Regions from separate parts of the Homo sapiens genome. Here region 2 is linked to region 1. The links are chromatin contacts, found by Hi-C in ENCODE. All regions are on one chromosome and are shown on one strand. The core of a region is the stretch at or near the end of the contact, and the rest is flanking DNA. Distances in the headings are between cores, read along the strand shown. Region 1 overlaps GCLC-AS1 (GCLC antisense RNA 1). Region 2 overlaps PAQR8 (progestin and adipoQ receptor family member 8).

Evidence for each region. Hi-C counts contacts between places; a loop is a spot of excess contacts on that map. Pooled maps may share reads with other maps.
Region 2: a loop to region 1 is called in a map of IMR-90, with 7 times the contacts of the local background. The contact joins two enhancer-like sites. A Hi-C loop is called at or near these places in 5 of 168 maps with a recorded cell type or tissue (HCT116, HepG2, IMR-90 and 2 more) and 13 of 50 pooled maps.

Annotation. Positions count from the first base shown.
Region 1 is chr6:53,478,810-53,485,685 of GRCh38, reverse strand. The region is part of intron 3 of GCLC-AS1 (GCLC antisense RNA 1); the gene reads right to left. Among named protein-coding and RNA genes, the nearest start is that of GCLC-AS1, 51 kb to the right of the region's middle. Within about 2 kb of position 2,050, at least 6 of the 41 ENCODE cell types and tissues checked have a DNase peak (open chromatin) inside an H3K27ac peak, as active enhancers do.
Region 2 is chr6:52,397,041-52,403,916 of GRCh38, reverse strand. PAQR8 (progestin and adipoQ receptor family member 8) reads right to left here. Exons shown (of 2, transcript NM_133367.5): 2 at 1-755. The coding sequence starts at 703. Among named protein-coding and RNA genes, the nearest start is that of EFHC1, 20 kb to the left of the region's middle. RefSeq lists an enhancer at 5,369-5,428. Within about 2 kb of position 3,981, at least 5 of the 41 ENCODE cell types and tissues checked have a DNase peak (open chromatin) inside an H3K27ac peak, as active enhancers do.

The sequences.
Region 1 (6,876 bases), core at 801-3,300:
AATAGAGTTAGATCCTGTCTCAAAAAAAAAAAAAAAAGAAAAGAAAAGAAAACAAAAGTCTTGGGTTCTAGTCCCACTTTACTGCTGATTAACATTTTAACTTGAAGAGTGATTCAATCACTCGGTTGCCCCACTTGAAAAAAAAAAAAAGCTGGAGTACATATCTAGAATCCTTACCACACGAACATTCTATATTTTTGGTTCTTTGACTCTAAAATGGTCAGCTTAAAAGAGTGTTTTCCATCCCTCTTTTGGCTGTTAGAGCCATCCCTGGTGACTTTACCCCTTTCCCCTGAACCTTTCATATGTTTATTGAGCATCCACTCCAGTTGTGCACTGGTGTTTGTTTTCACGGGGTTACTGGTACCCTCCACCCTCACCCCTCTTTCTCCCTGCAGAAAGCTTTTCTAATACTTTCAGCCGTGGTCAATTTCAGGTGATAGCAATGGTAATCATTTATTGAGTACTTACCAAATGCTAGAGACTGACACAGGCTATGTCATTTTTTCAATACCAAGCCCTGTGAAATGGGTACTATCAGACCATTTTTACACCTGTGGCTTAGAAGACTTAAATGTCTAGTGTAAGGGCGGTTGTAGTGGTAGGCAGAGGCAGGTCTCAAACCCTCGCCTACCTAACTCAGACACACTTGGCAATACTATATATCTCTTTAAGCCTTTCAGAGGATATGTTTTAGGAGGTGGATTGTTCCATTTTATATATATATGAACATGATAGACAGACAGATAGATAGATAAATAGATAGAGATAATTTTAAACGTGCTCACTTTCATTTATGAAAATTTACATTTGATAACTAAAAGAGCCTTGCAATTCCAGCATCTCCCTCATGGTGGCAGTAGAAGACTAAGTCATGTACACGCAGCCTCCAGCACCAACAACTAACCCAGAAGAAACCTCCTTAATAAATCAGCTTTTGGTCAAGATTGGTGTTACGTAAAATGCAAAATTAGGACCCTCGGAAGGGGAAAAAAAGAGTCTCAAGTATCTAGGTTATTGACCCCAGAAACAAAAGAAATTTGACAAACTTGCAAAACAGAGACAACAACTTCCTATGGGGGAAAAAAAAACAAAGCAACTACTTGTTGCTGCCCACCCGTTTAGTAACTGGCCTTGGTAGTCTTCCAGCAGCAAGCACAATAGCCTTGTCCACAGATGCTTTTCCCATTTCCTCGGTCCCCTTGAAACCAAGCTTTTGAGAACAAATAGTTTATTTCTCCTTTCTTAATTTGCTCTGAAGGTTTTTAACACAGCGATAACTGGCATATAGAAATTTCACATATTTTTCTTGATCACTATGGCCTATCAACCCCCGCCTGATGATTAAATGAAGGACGATGTATCCAAGGTTCTTAAAGAACTTGGTTGCAACGAATGAACACAAAAAACACCAGACAATAAACATGTATTGAATTATATCTGGGTACAGTAGACACCATTGGGCAGACTTCAGAATTAGCCCCCGGAAGTTTTGCTTTTGCTTGACTCTTGGTCATAGCTGATTGGACTAGAAGTGAACACCTGACTCAGGAGGAGGAAGTTCATTGGCTGACCAGGAGCCAATTAGGGTCTCTCTCTTGAGAACTCTGACTAAGAGACAGAGATGCAGGTTATTTAGTCCAGTTGCGGGTGTAGCATTAGACAGATATAAAACCCAAGAACTCTTGGTACTGAGGCCTGGTTGTTCAACTTTCCTCGGATTTTAGGGGGTGACCAGGATCCCTCCCAGCAAAGTATCATTTTTGTTTAAGCTTAATTTCAGTGGGTTATGTTACATGCATTCTCCATCAAAGACTCCAAGCCCTGTGCAAAGTGCAGTGAGGGCATACAAAGAATTTATGACATTTCCCTGCTCTCCTGGGTATGGGTAATTTTCCTTGCTGTAGAGAGAACAGGGTCTCTGGAATTCAACCCACCTTTGTGACCCTGTGAATGTTCCTTTTTTTCTCTCTCAGAGATTCAACTTTGTTCTCAGTAACATGGAAATGATAGCATCTGCCTAACAGTCATTTTGAACAGGAAGCGTCCCTCTGGCCGGGTGCCTCGTGCATGGCAGATTATCAGTAAATGTCAGCCTCTGCACTGCTTTGCAAGTAGGTCCTTTGGCCGCTCTCAAATGCAAGTCACACAAAGATTGTGGGAGTTTTTTTTTTTTTTTTTTAAATAGAAAATACATCATTCCTATAGAGAAAAAAATACAGTCACATTTAATAATGGCTGTTTAGACAGGGACAGGTTCTCTCGAGCCTCTGGAGGTGGTGGAAAGTGGAGGTGGGTCACTGATCCCAAGAAATAAGCTACAGGACTGAGGCCAGTTTCTGGAGAGGGGATGGTCACTCCTATATTTAAGCCAATAGTGAAGGTTAAGTAGGAGAGTCCAGAGGGACCCTTGAGCCCACTTGCTTGACAATATTGGTGCAGGACAAGTCTAACCCTCCTAACTGGGCAGCTGCCCCCTCCCAATAGTGGTCTCTCTTATGGAGAAAATTTTTACCCGATCAACTTATTCTCGTGAAGCACAAGGGCCTGATATGAACACCCCTTCTGTAGGCATTTTCAAAGAACTTAGTGAGGGTAACAGAAAGAAAAACCTCTATGCATCGAACTTCAGGCACCATCGGAGAAATGTCTTTTCTTAGATTGGCTTTCAAAGTATCTTTAAATCACCCTATTACAAATGGGGTATTAAATAGCCTGCTCTGCCTAGAGAAAAGGTTCCCAAGATTCCTTGTAGCTGCTGGGAAGTTACTGAAATCCTCAGTGACGTGTTTTGAAAAAGTGTTGACAATACAGCGGAAAGTTGCATCTGGCAGCTAACAAATATTTCTTGAGGGTCCACTCGATGCCAGGGATTGTTGCCCTGAAAATGCAAGGCTACCAAAACAAGCAGTTCAGGCCCTCAAGAACCCTGAATGTTCATGAGTACCCACCAAGTGTCACATAGAGCTTATGTCTCAGATGTTTTTCACAGTCCACCCCCCCAGGATGCATTTCCAAATTCTGTGGAGAGCCTAGAACTGTTTCCTCAAAGCCCTTTAGAGCAGTGAGGCACCAATATCTCTCTTTATTACTCCTTTTTCTTTTCTTTCTTTCTTTTTTTGTTTTTGTTTTTTGTTTTGTTTTGTTTTTTTAGAGATGGAGTCTCACTGTATTGCTTAGGCTAGTCTCAAACTCCTGGGCTTAAGCAATCCTCCCATCTCAGCCTCCTGAGCAACTGGGACTACAGGAGAGCACCACCATGCCCAGCTTTATTACTTCTTTTTAAAAAATAAAACTTTTTTTTAAAAGCAGAGAACGTGCTCATTCATTCTGCAGCTGGATCTTGAATAACTTTTCCACTTTGAGAGTTCTGACCCCAAAAACATTGCTGTCACTTTCCAGGTGTTCTATCCTTCCTTGGACCCCATAGCCTGGCTGCCCAGGTCAGACAAGTATGGAACATTTGTTTGTGAGGACAGAGACAGCCACTGGCAACATACCGAGGTATTACAGAGACTTGCTGTGAAGCAAGGCCAACAAAACATCACTTACACAATCAAATAACAAAGAGGGGCATCTTTTTCAAAATTAAAGGTCTATGTGTAAATAAATTCTTTCTGAAAAATAAACAAGATATGAGATAAGGATCCAGGTTTGCTTTGGTATCACTATGGTTACTAGAATGATGTTCAAGACATTTTCACCATGTTCTCCTCCTTTTGAATGCACGCCACAAGTAAAGCATGCCTGAGTTTGGTCTAGAGAGCCTAGGGTGCATTCTCTTTCATGGATGTAGAAGGGATGCAGTTAGCACATTGCTAGTCTTAAAAACAAACAAAAATCCTAGGGAAGATCCTCTCCTTTACTGGCTCAAAAAAGCCCCTGGTAAGAAAAAGTTGTTATACTATTAATGACATGACTGTTTGGTATTGTAAATATCACTCTCAATCAACCAGTATTAGTGAGCACTTCTGAGCACACTCACCATAAGAAGTCATTTACCCGATGGTTATTGAAACTGTTCCATATGAAATTTTGAATTAGTTGCTCAATGTTCTCATTTTTGCCACAGTGTTTTTCTTGACCTAGAGACATACTCAGTTCTATTCCTCATAAGAACAAACTCTTAACTTTGTTCCTGTAACCTAGACTGAGGACTCAGAACTGACCTCGTTTCACTGCTGCATAATACCATATTTCCTGTTTGACAAAGATCCTACCTTGAGCTTGCAAAGACTCCCTGCTTCTTAAAACTGAAACTGGACCCCTTCCTTACACTTTATACAAAAATTAATTCAAGATAGATTAAAGACTTAAATGTAAGACCTAAAACCATAAAAACCCTGGAAGAAAACCTAGGCAATACCATTCAGGACATAGGCATGGGCAAAGACTTCATGACTAAAACACCAAAAGCAACGGCAACAAAAGCCAAAATTGATAAATGAGATCTAATTAAACTAAAGAGCTTCTGCACAGCAAAAGAAACTATCATCACAGTGAACAGGCAACCTACAGAATGGGAGAAAATTTTTGCAACCTACTCACTTGACAAAGGGCTAGTATCTAGAATCTACAAAGAACTGAAACAAATTTACAAGAAAAAAACCCCATCAAAAAGTGTGCAAAGGATATGAACAGACACTTCTCAAAAGAAGACATTTATGCAGCCAACGAACATATGAAAAAAAGCTCATCATCACTGGTCATTAGAGAAATGCAAATCAAAACCACAATGAGATACCATCTCACGCCAGTTAGAATGGTGATCATTAAAGTCAGGACACCACAGATGCTGGAGAGGATATGGAGAAATAGGACTGCTTTTACACTGTTGGTGGGGGTGTAAATTAGTTCAACCATGTGGAAGACAGTGTGGCGATTCCTCAAGGATCTAGAACGAGAAATACCATTTGACCCAGCGATCCCATTACTGGGTATATACCCCAAGGATTATAAATCATTCTACTATAAAGACACATGCACACATGTTTATTGCGGCACTATTCACAATAGCAAAGACATGGAACAAACCCAAATGCCCATCAACGATAGACTGGATAAAGAAAATGTGGCACATATACACCATGGAATACTATGCAACCATAAAAAGGATGAGTTCATGTCCTTTGCAGGGACATGGATAAAGCTGGAAACCATCATTCTCAGCAAACTAACACAAGAACAGAAAACCAAACACCACATGTTCTCACTCATAAGTGGGAGCTGAACAATGAGAATACATGGACACAGGGAGGGGAACATCACACACTGGGGCCTGTCAGGGGTTGGGCGGACCAGGGGAGGGATAGTATTAGGAGAAATACCTAATGTAGGTGATGGGTTGATGGGTGCAGCAAACTACCATGGCACGTGTATACCTATGTAACAAACCTGCACGTTCTGCACATGTACCCCAGAACTTAAAGTATAGTAAAAAAAGACTCCCTGCTTCTTAGTCATTTTCCCTGATAAACATATAAAATGATTGATCATGAATAGAGAGAAAAAGGCACAAATAAGGACAGGAGGCAGTAGAACATAGAGCTCAAGGAACAAGGTCTCTGGCATCTGATTGCTTGACTTTAACTATGTGACCTTGGGGAAGTTACCTAACCTGCTTATGCCTTAGTTTCTTCGTATGCAAAGTAGGGATGGTAATAATAGCACTTACAGAGTTGTGAGGATAAAAGAACTAGTACAAGTCAAGCATTTAAGATAGTGCTTATAGAATAGTAAGCACTCAATAAATGCTAGCTATTTTTCTAGCTGAGTGCAGTTTTAAAAAATTATCCTTAAAAAAAATTCAAAAGACTACTGTAAACTTTAAGTTGATATAAAACTCATAGCAAAACATCATCAAGAAAATGGAAAGCTAAGCCGGGCACGATGGCTCATGCCTGTAATCCCAGCACTTTGAGAGGTCGAAGCAGGAGGATCACTTGAGGTCAGGAGTTCAAGACCAGCCTGGCCAACGTGGTGAAACCCCGTCTCTACTAAAAATACAAAAATTAGCTGGATGTGGTGGCGAGTGCCTGTAATCCCAGCTACTCAGGAGGCTGAGGCAGAGAATCACTTGAACCCAGGAGGTGGAGGTCACAGTGAGCCGAGATCATGCCACTGCACTCCAGCCCGGGCCACAGAGTGAGATTCGACCCGCCCCCACCCACCCCCAAAAAAAATTAAAATGGAAAGCTGAATAGCTAGCTGGGGAAAATATGTGACACAATATAACAAAAGGTGAATGTCCTTAATATATAAAGAGTTGGTAAACATTGACAATTAAAGATATTAAGACTGCCTAGAAAAGGCAAAGGATATGAAAAAAAATTCACAAAAAAGGGAAAGCTTGAAAAGCCGTCTTGTGTTAATGGATTGGAAAACTTAATACCGTTATGATTGAGTACTACTGAAAGTGATCTACAGATTTAATGCAGACTTAAACGAAATGTGACATATACATTTCACACCAGTCAGAATGGCTGTCATTAAAAAGTCAAAAAACAACAGATGCTGCCAAGGTTGTGGAGAAAAGGGAATTCTTACACACTGCTGATGGGAAAGTAAATTAGTTCAGCCTTGTGGAAGGCAGCTTGGTGATTCTCAAAGAATTTAGAACTACCATTCAACCCAGCAATCCCATTATTGGGTATATACACAAAGGAATAAAAATCATTCTAGGATAAAGACACGTGCGTGTGTATGTTCATTGCAGCACTATTTACAATAGCAAAGACATGGAACCAACCTAAATGCCCATCAATGGTAGGTTGGATGAAGAAAATATGGTACATATACATTATGGAATACCACACAGCCATGGAAAAGAACAAGATCATGTCCTCTGCAGCAACAGGGATGGAGTTGGGGGCCATT
Region 2 (6,876 bases), core at 2,732-5,231, 1.1 Mb after region 1:
AGAGCGCCACACGGTGTGCCACAGGGCTGATGTCTAGGATAAAAGCCAGACCTGCTGGCACCACTTGACAGATCTTCCTCATGACTGGATAAGGCCTCCGGTAACGATATTTGGCATAGCAACAGCCAGCACAAGATAACCAGCCACAGAAGGCAGCTGCTGGCAAGAAGAAAAGCCAGAACCGGTCATACCAGGCCTGGTCAGAGCTGTAGAAGAAATGAGCCAAAGCACTGCCATATTGGTAAACGCTCACGCCAACATAGTCCACAAAGTAGAAGGTGTAGTGGGAGAGCTCTGACTTGGACTGCAGCAGGTGGGCCAGAAGGCTGCAGGTGAGGTAAGTGATTGACGACAGGATGAAGAGGAGCAGAGGCAGGGAGTGGGTAGACGCCCATGGCAAGGCCTCAGCCTCGGCAAAGGCCCAGAATCGCAAGAGGACGGCCAGGGCTGCCAGTAAATGGGTCCAGACGTTGACCACCTCGTTGTGTTTCTGAAAGAGGCTGAAGAAGTAGTAGCGCCACTCGTGCCCCGTGGGGCGGTAGCCGGTGCGGATGTAAGGCTCCCGGAAGAGCTGGGGCACATCCGTTTCTGGGACAGTGCAAGGCATCTTGGGAAGCCCATCCTCCAGGATCTTGGGCAGGCGGCGCAGCTGCTGCCCGCTGACCGACAGGGTGCTCAGGCGCTCCAAGATGGCGGTCGTCATGGCAGCGGCCCGCATGCACTCCGTGCCGCGCCCTCAGGACAGGGTATGCAACCTGCAGAAAAGAAAGGAAAATTGGCAAAGCCGCAGTGAGACACGAATGCAGCTAAGACGGACAAGGAACTATGGCTATTTTCTTTTCTTTTGAGACGGGGTATCACTCTGTCGCCCAGGCTAGAGTGCAGTGGCACGATCACAGCTCATTGCAACCTCTAATTCCTGGGCTCAGGTGATCCTCCAGAGTAGCTAGGACCATAGATGCACGCCAACACGCCCGGATAATTTTTTGTTGCTGCTGTTGTTGTAGAGACAGGGGTGTCGCTATGTACAGCAGGCTGGGCCCAAACTCCTGGGCTCAAGCACTCCTCCCTCCTCAGCCTCCCCAAGTGTTGAGATTACAGGCGTGAGCCACCAGGCCGGCTAGGATCCGTGGTTATTTTAATGCAACGTGGCTTTCTGGTACAGTAGAGGAAGCAAGGAGCTGCAGACAGCTTCTTTGAGCCTCCTTTAATTCATCTGTAGAATAATGGAGTTGGACCAAGATCCCTTACTGTCCCAATATTCTTTTTTTTCTTTCTTTCTTTTTTTTTTTTTTTTTTGAGACAGAGTTTCACTCTTGTTGCCCAGGCTGGAATGCAATGGTACCATCTCGGCTCACCACAACCTCCGCCTCCCGGGTTCAAGCAATTCTCCTGCCTCAGCCTCCCAAGTAGCTGGGATTACAGGCATGTGCCACCACGCCTGGCTAATTTTGTATTTTCAGTAGAGATGGGGTTTCTCCATGTTGGTCAGGCTGGTCTGGAACGCCCGACCTCAGGTGATCCGCCCACCTCAGCCTCCCGAAGATTTTTTTTGAAACAGGGTCTTGCTCTGTCGCCCAGCTGGGATGCAGTGGCGCAATCTTGGTTCACTGCAACTTCCGTCTCCCGGGTTCAAGCAATTCTCCTGCCTCAGCCTCCCAAGTAGCTGGTATTACAGGCATGCACCACCACACCCAGCTAATTTTTATATTTTTAGTAGAGATGGGGTTTCACCATGTTGGCCAGGCTGGTCTCGAACTTCTAACCTCAAATGATCTTCCCACCTCATCCTCCAAAAGTGCTGGAATTACAGGCGTTAAGCCACCATGCCTGGCCTGTCCCAATATTCTATGTTTACTACACTCAGTGTGAGGCAAAGTTACATCTTGTAAAATGGAAATGTTAGCTACCCTAACATAATTTAGTGATACCAATGACTTAATGATTATCAAGATTTAATTATAAGTAAGGTAACCTTTAAAGGATATGGGCTTTTCTCGATATTAAAATGTAATAAACAGGCTTTAATAGCATGAAATATCATATTGAAGTATAAGAATTACAAATATTGATATAGCTAATGATAGACTGTATTTCTTTAGCACCTACCTAATCTTAAACTATCCACTAATTTCACTGGTACTTTGAAAATATGAGGTGAGCAACTGACTAAGCCTCATATTTAAGACAGGCAAATTGACTCGTCAGTTAGGTTGGTAAAGAACAATGCACATTCTAGGATATCCTAACAGTTAAAATTAACATGTGACCTAAATTTAACATAAAATCTCATTGCAAAGACTGTTGTTCATTTTTTAAATTATGCTCTGAAAAGCAAGTAGTTTTAGATTTGCTTCTCTTGGGTAATTAAAACTGCACTCGGTGAATTTCAGGCTTCAGAAATGCTTAACTTACACTTGTATTTCTCAGTGACAGACGAATACAGCAATTATTTCATAAAATATTTCATGAAACTGCTGCAAAATTTCATCTGAAGTTGCTAGGTAAAGAAATAGATTTTGATCATTTCTAGTTACCTTATGTAATTATGTTTCCCAAGCTTTTTTCTTCAGAAAAATTTAATATCTGATTTATCTAAATGGAGCACATACAGCAAGCACATACAGCAAGTACTGGAGCACATACAGCAAGTACTGTTCAAGGTGCTTACTAATTTTAGCAAAGAAAATGTAATTCCTACTCATACGTCTCAATCAATATTGGAAGAGAAAAAATACCTAATCAGGTAAAAAAGTGTAGGGCATGAAAATTAATAAAATGTAAAGAAGTTCAGGGAGACCTGGAGTCAAGCTCCAGTTTTGCCACTTACTGGGGTGACCTTGGGCAAGTTATAGAATTCTCTCAGCCTCAGTTTCTTCATAATTCTATATATTATATGGGTTGTGTGATAGTTAAATGAGAGGGTCTAAAAAATGAAGTGCTTAGCACTCTGCCCAGCCCAAGGTAAGTGCGTAGTAAATGTGAAATATTGCTGTCATTTTTATTGCTATGAGCTGGGCTCTGTGCTAGGTACTAGGTACTAGGGATACAAAGACTGGTAAGATACACTTCCTGCCTTCAAAGAGATCAAAGTTTACTGGGGAGACAGACATGTAGGGGAATCAACACAAAAATGTGCAATAAGTGCTCCATTAGAGACAAACACTGGTTCACAGAGGTCTCAGCAAACAACCAAAACAGGGAAAGGATGGGGGTATAGCCCTCTTGAAGTGACCCTGAACTGAATCTTGAAGGAAAAATCAGAATTCCTGAGAAAAGATAAAGGCGGAAGAGACTTCTAGGCAGAGAGCAAGGTCAAAGAACTTCTGCCAAGATATGGGCTTGGAAAGCCTGGAGTATCTGAAGTCATTGTAGTTTGCAGTTATGACATTGGTGCCAGAGAGACCTGAACTCACATCCTGAGCCCCACCATCAACAAGCTGCATGAATCCAGCCTGAGCTTTGTTATCTGTGGAGTAAATGACAGAGAAGCTGCCTTACAGGGCTGAAAAAGAACTATATGACATAATGGCTGTAAAGTGTTTAACAAAGTGCTTGGTTCCAAGTCTGCATAACTACTTGCCATTATTATGACCATCACTGATATGAGATGCAGGAATCATTCATGAGTTCAGGGCCTAATGTCCCCTCCATACCTTGAACCTATTTCTATGGCAGCCCCTGTAACCCTGTATTGAGGCATTCATTTAGCCAGCACCCATCAGACAGTGGTCTTCTACCAGGAATGGGCTATGAACTCAAGCTCAATGTAGGAATTAAAGACACCAAGAGAAGTGTATTAAGGATTACAGTCAGCCAGAAAGAGAAACACAGAAAGAGGGAGTGTGGGAGAGAGAAAGAAAATGCTAATTAGAATACCTGAATTCATTTGAAAACAAAAAGAAAAGAAAAAGCTAAGTGGTGCTTCTGCTATCAGCCAGCAGAGGGATCCGAGTGCCTTAGAGTTCAGTTCTGGATGGAAGTTTCTCCAACTGACCTTGGTGGACGAACTACAGGAATGGGCCTGGGATGTGGGATAACTTCTCAAGTTGCCCTGTTGCTGTTAGCAACATATAATCTGGGGGTGCTGGGCTTGTTGGAGTTCTGGGGAATTAAAGTGCTCTATTCTTTAGATATAGTCTTCTACTACCTCTTGTGAAGTAGAGAGCAAACCAGATGAAATTACCAGTCTGATTTTATGGCTGGGAGAAATCAAGGTGAGTCACTGGGTATAACCCCAGTGACTATAGAAGAAGGAATCCCCAAAGATGCTCCCAGTATCCCTGTCTGCATGCTGTCTAAAATCAAGGCTATTTCTCTCATCTTTGGGAACCCAAACCAATCAGACGATTCCTGCATCCAGAGTTAAATAATATATAACCACACAATTCCTACTAATCTTCATATCCTTAAAATAGCGTATCCATCACATAGCAGGTTCTTATAAACTGACAACTCAACTGAATTTCTAAAGACTAAAACTTTGGGTTTTAGTAGTTTAGCGATTGGAAGAGAGCACAATTCAGACCTGGGAACTAACTGGCATCTGTCTGTTCTGAGGGAGAAAGGACGGAACATGATACTGCCTTATTATTGGTCTGCAGAAGACCATGACTGCAGAGCTCTGACAGTTCCTTCTATTTCTCATATCACCAGCCTCCCTCATGACTTTATGTTGACAAGTTATTTTCTGGAAATTATTTCTACTTCACTCTTTCAGAAAATAAACTAGGAAGAGATTTATAGAACTAAGAAGCAGAGAGGTACAAGTCCAAAGGGATATTAACTTTAACTTCAAAAGAAAAGGTGCACAAGGGGAGAGAAATTGGCAGAATCATCATTTCCCTTACAAATGAGATCTTTAAAATGCAGCCACAGAGATCTCAGGGTCTTCTTAATAACTCCACCCCCTGGAGTGTGTAACCCAATAGCCACAAAGGAACCTGAGAGTCCAGGGATACAACCACCATAGGCTCTAACTCAGAATATGATTCCTTACCTCTCAGGAATGAGAGGGTTGCAAAGATCTGTCCTCTGAGGGTAAAAAGGGCTTAAATTTCCCAGCCAGGGACAGTGGCTCACGCCTGTAAATCCCAGCACTTTGGGAGGCTGAGGTGGGTGGACTGCTTGAGGTCAGGAGTTCGGGACCACCCTGACCAACATGCTGAAACACCATCTCTACTAAAAATACAAAAATTAGCTGGGCATGGTGGCCGGTGCCTGTAATCCCAGCTACTAGGGAGGCTGAGGCAGGAGAATCACTTGAACCCAGGAGGAGGAGGTTGCAGTGAGCCGAGATCGTGCCACTGCACTCCAGCCTGGGTGACAAAGCGAGACTTCATCTCAAAAACAACAACAAGAAAGGACTTAAATTTCCCTTTGGTAGTGCAAGGTCATGAAAAATTCTAAGGTCACGCATGGTGGCTCACACCTGTAATCCCAGCACTTTGGGAGGCTGAGGTGGGCAGATCACCTGAGGTCAGAAGTTCAAGACCAGCCTGGCCAATATAGTGAAACCCCGTCACTACTAAAAATACAAAAAATTAGCTGGGTGTGTTAGCAGGCTCCTGTAATCCCAACTACTCAGAAGGCTGAGGCAGGAGAATCACTTGAACCAGAGAGGTGGAGGTTGCAGTGAGCCAAGATCACGCCATTGCACTCCAGCGTGGGCAACAAGAGTGAAACTCTGCCTCAAAAAAAAAAAAAAAAAAAGAAAAAAGAAAAGAAAAATTCTAAACTTGTGGTCAGAAAGAGGGTTTGGGTTGTTTTCTTTTTTTCTGTCATTTCCTTAGCAACCACCTCTTCCTCTGCCATGAAATTCTCCCTTTGAGAGCAGCTAACACAGCTACAAAAATGGTACCATGAGTTATAATTCTTTTATCATCATTAACTTCAGAAACCACTGTCAAGTGGGGTCTGCCCCCCTCCCTCTTAGGCCTCACTTTCACCAAGCAGGTATGGGCAATGCTTCCATGATTCAAAGGACCAGCTGTAAAATTTGAGCCCGTTTTGGAGGAAACCACATATTGTCATCATGATGTTGAAGCCTCCCAGCCTTCCCAGGTGGCTGCACTGAGTAAGAGAGCCCCTCCCTCACTTCTGGCCTCTGTTCCCACACCCTCCTACCTAACCTGATGTGACTATCAGCTGACCAAGATTCTACCTTAGAACAATCTCCTTTGCACAGGGTTCACTCCAGCTCCTGGACAGCTGAAATTTAAATCTTCCTCAAGAATTTTTATTAACTGGATAATCTCAAGTCTTGTAATTTTGATCAACCAGAAATCTTTTTCAGAGCAAGGATTATCTATTCAACACTATTCCAGGCTACAAAGGCCGCAGAGGAAGAATACAATAAGACCCTTTACCTCAAGAAGCTTAGAAGAGTCAAACTTCATGAATCAACAGCCAACAACACCAGATGACACACATAAACAAGTGTAAACTAGAGCGAAATACAAATAGATCTATAGAAGAGAACAAACTCGGAGTATCCTGGGGCAGCGTTGGGGGGAAGTGGGCTTGTGTTAGCCCTAGAAGGCTGGATAGAGCTCAGACAAGTGAGAATTGGGGCATTCTAGCAAAGAGGCAAAATAAGAGCATAGGAATGGTATGACTTCCTGGTAGGTCTGTGAGCAGAGGGGCTACTGGGGAGTAATGAGGAAGGGAGTGGGCTAGGTGCAGTGGAATTAGTGAAAGTTTAGGTTTGATGTTACAGAGGAAATGAGAGTCATTTCTCTCCCGTGAAACTATTACCCTGTTTTAATGCTTATCTCTCCTGAGCTCTGCAAGGATTCCCAATGCTAACCAATGCCTCCTCTCTTGGCTTAAGTGACAATGACACTACCCTCTCTGGCCCCACCTTGGCTTTCTTCT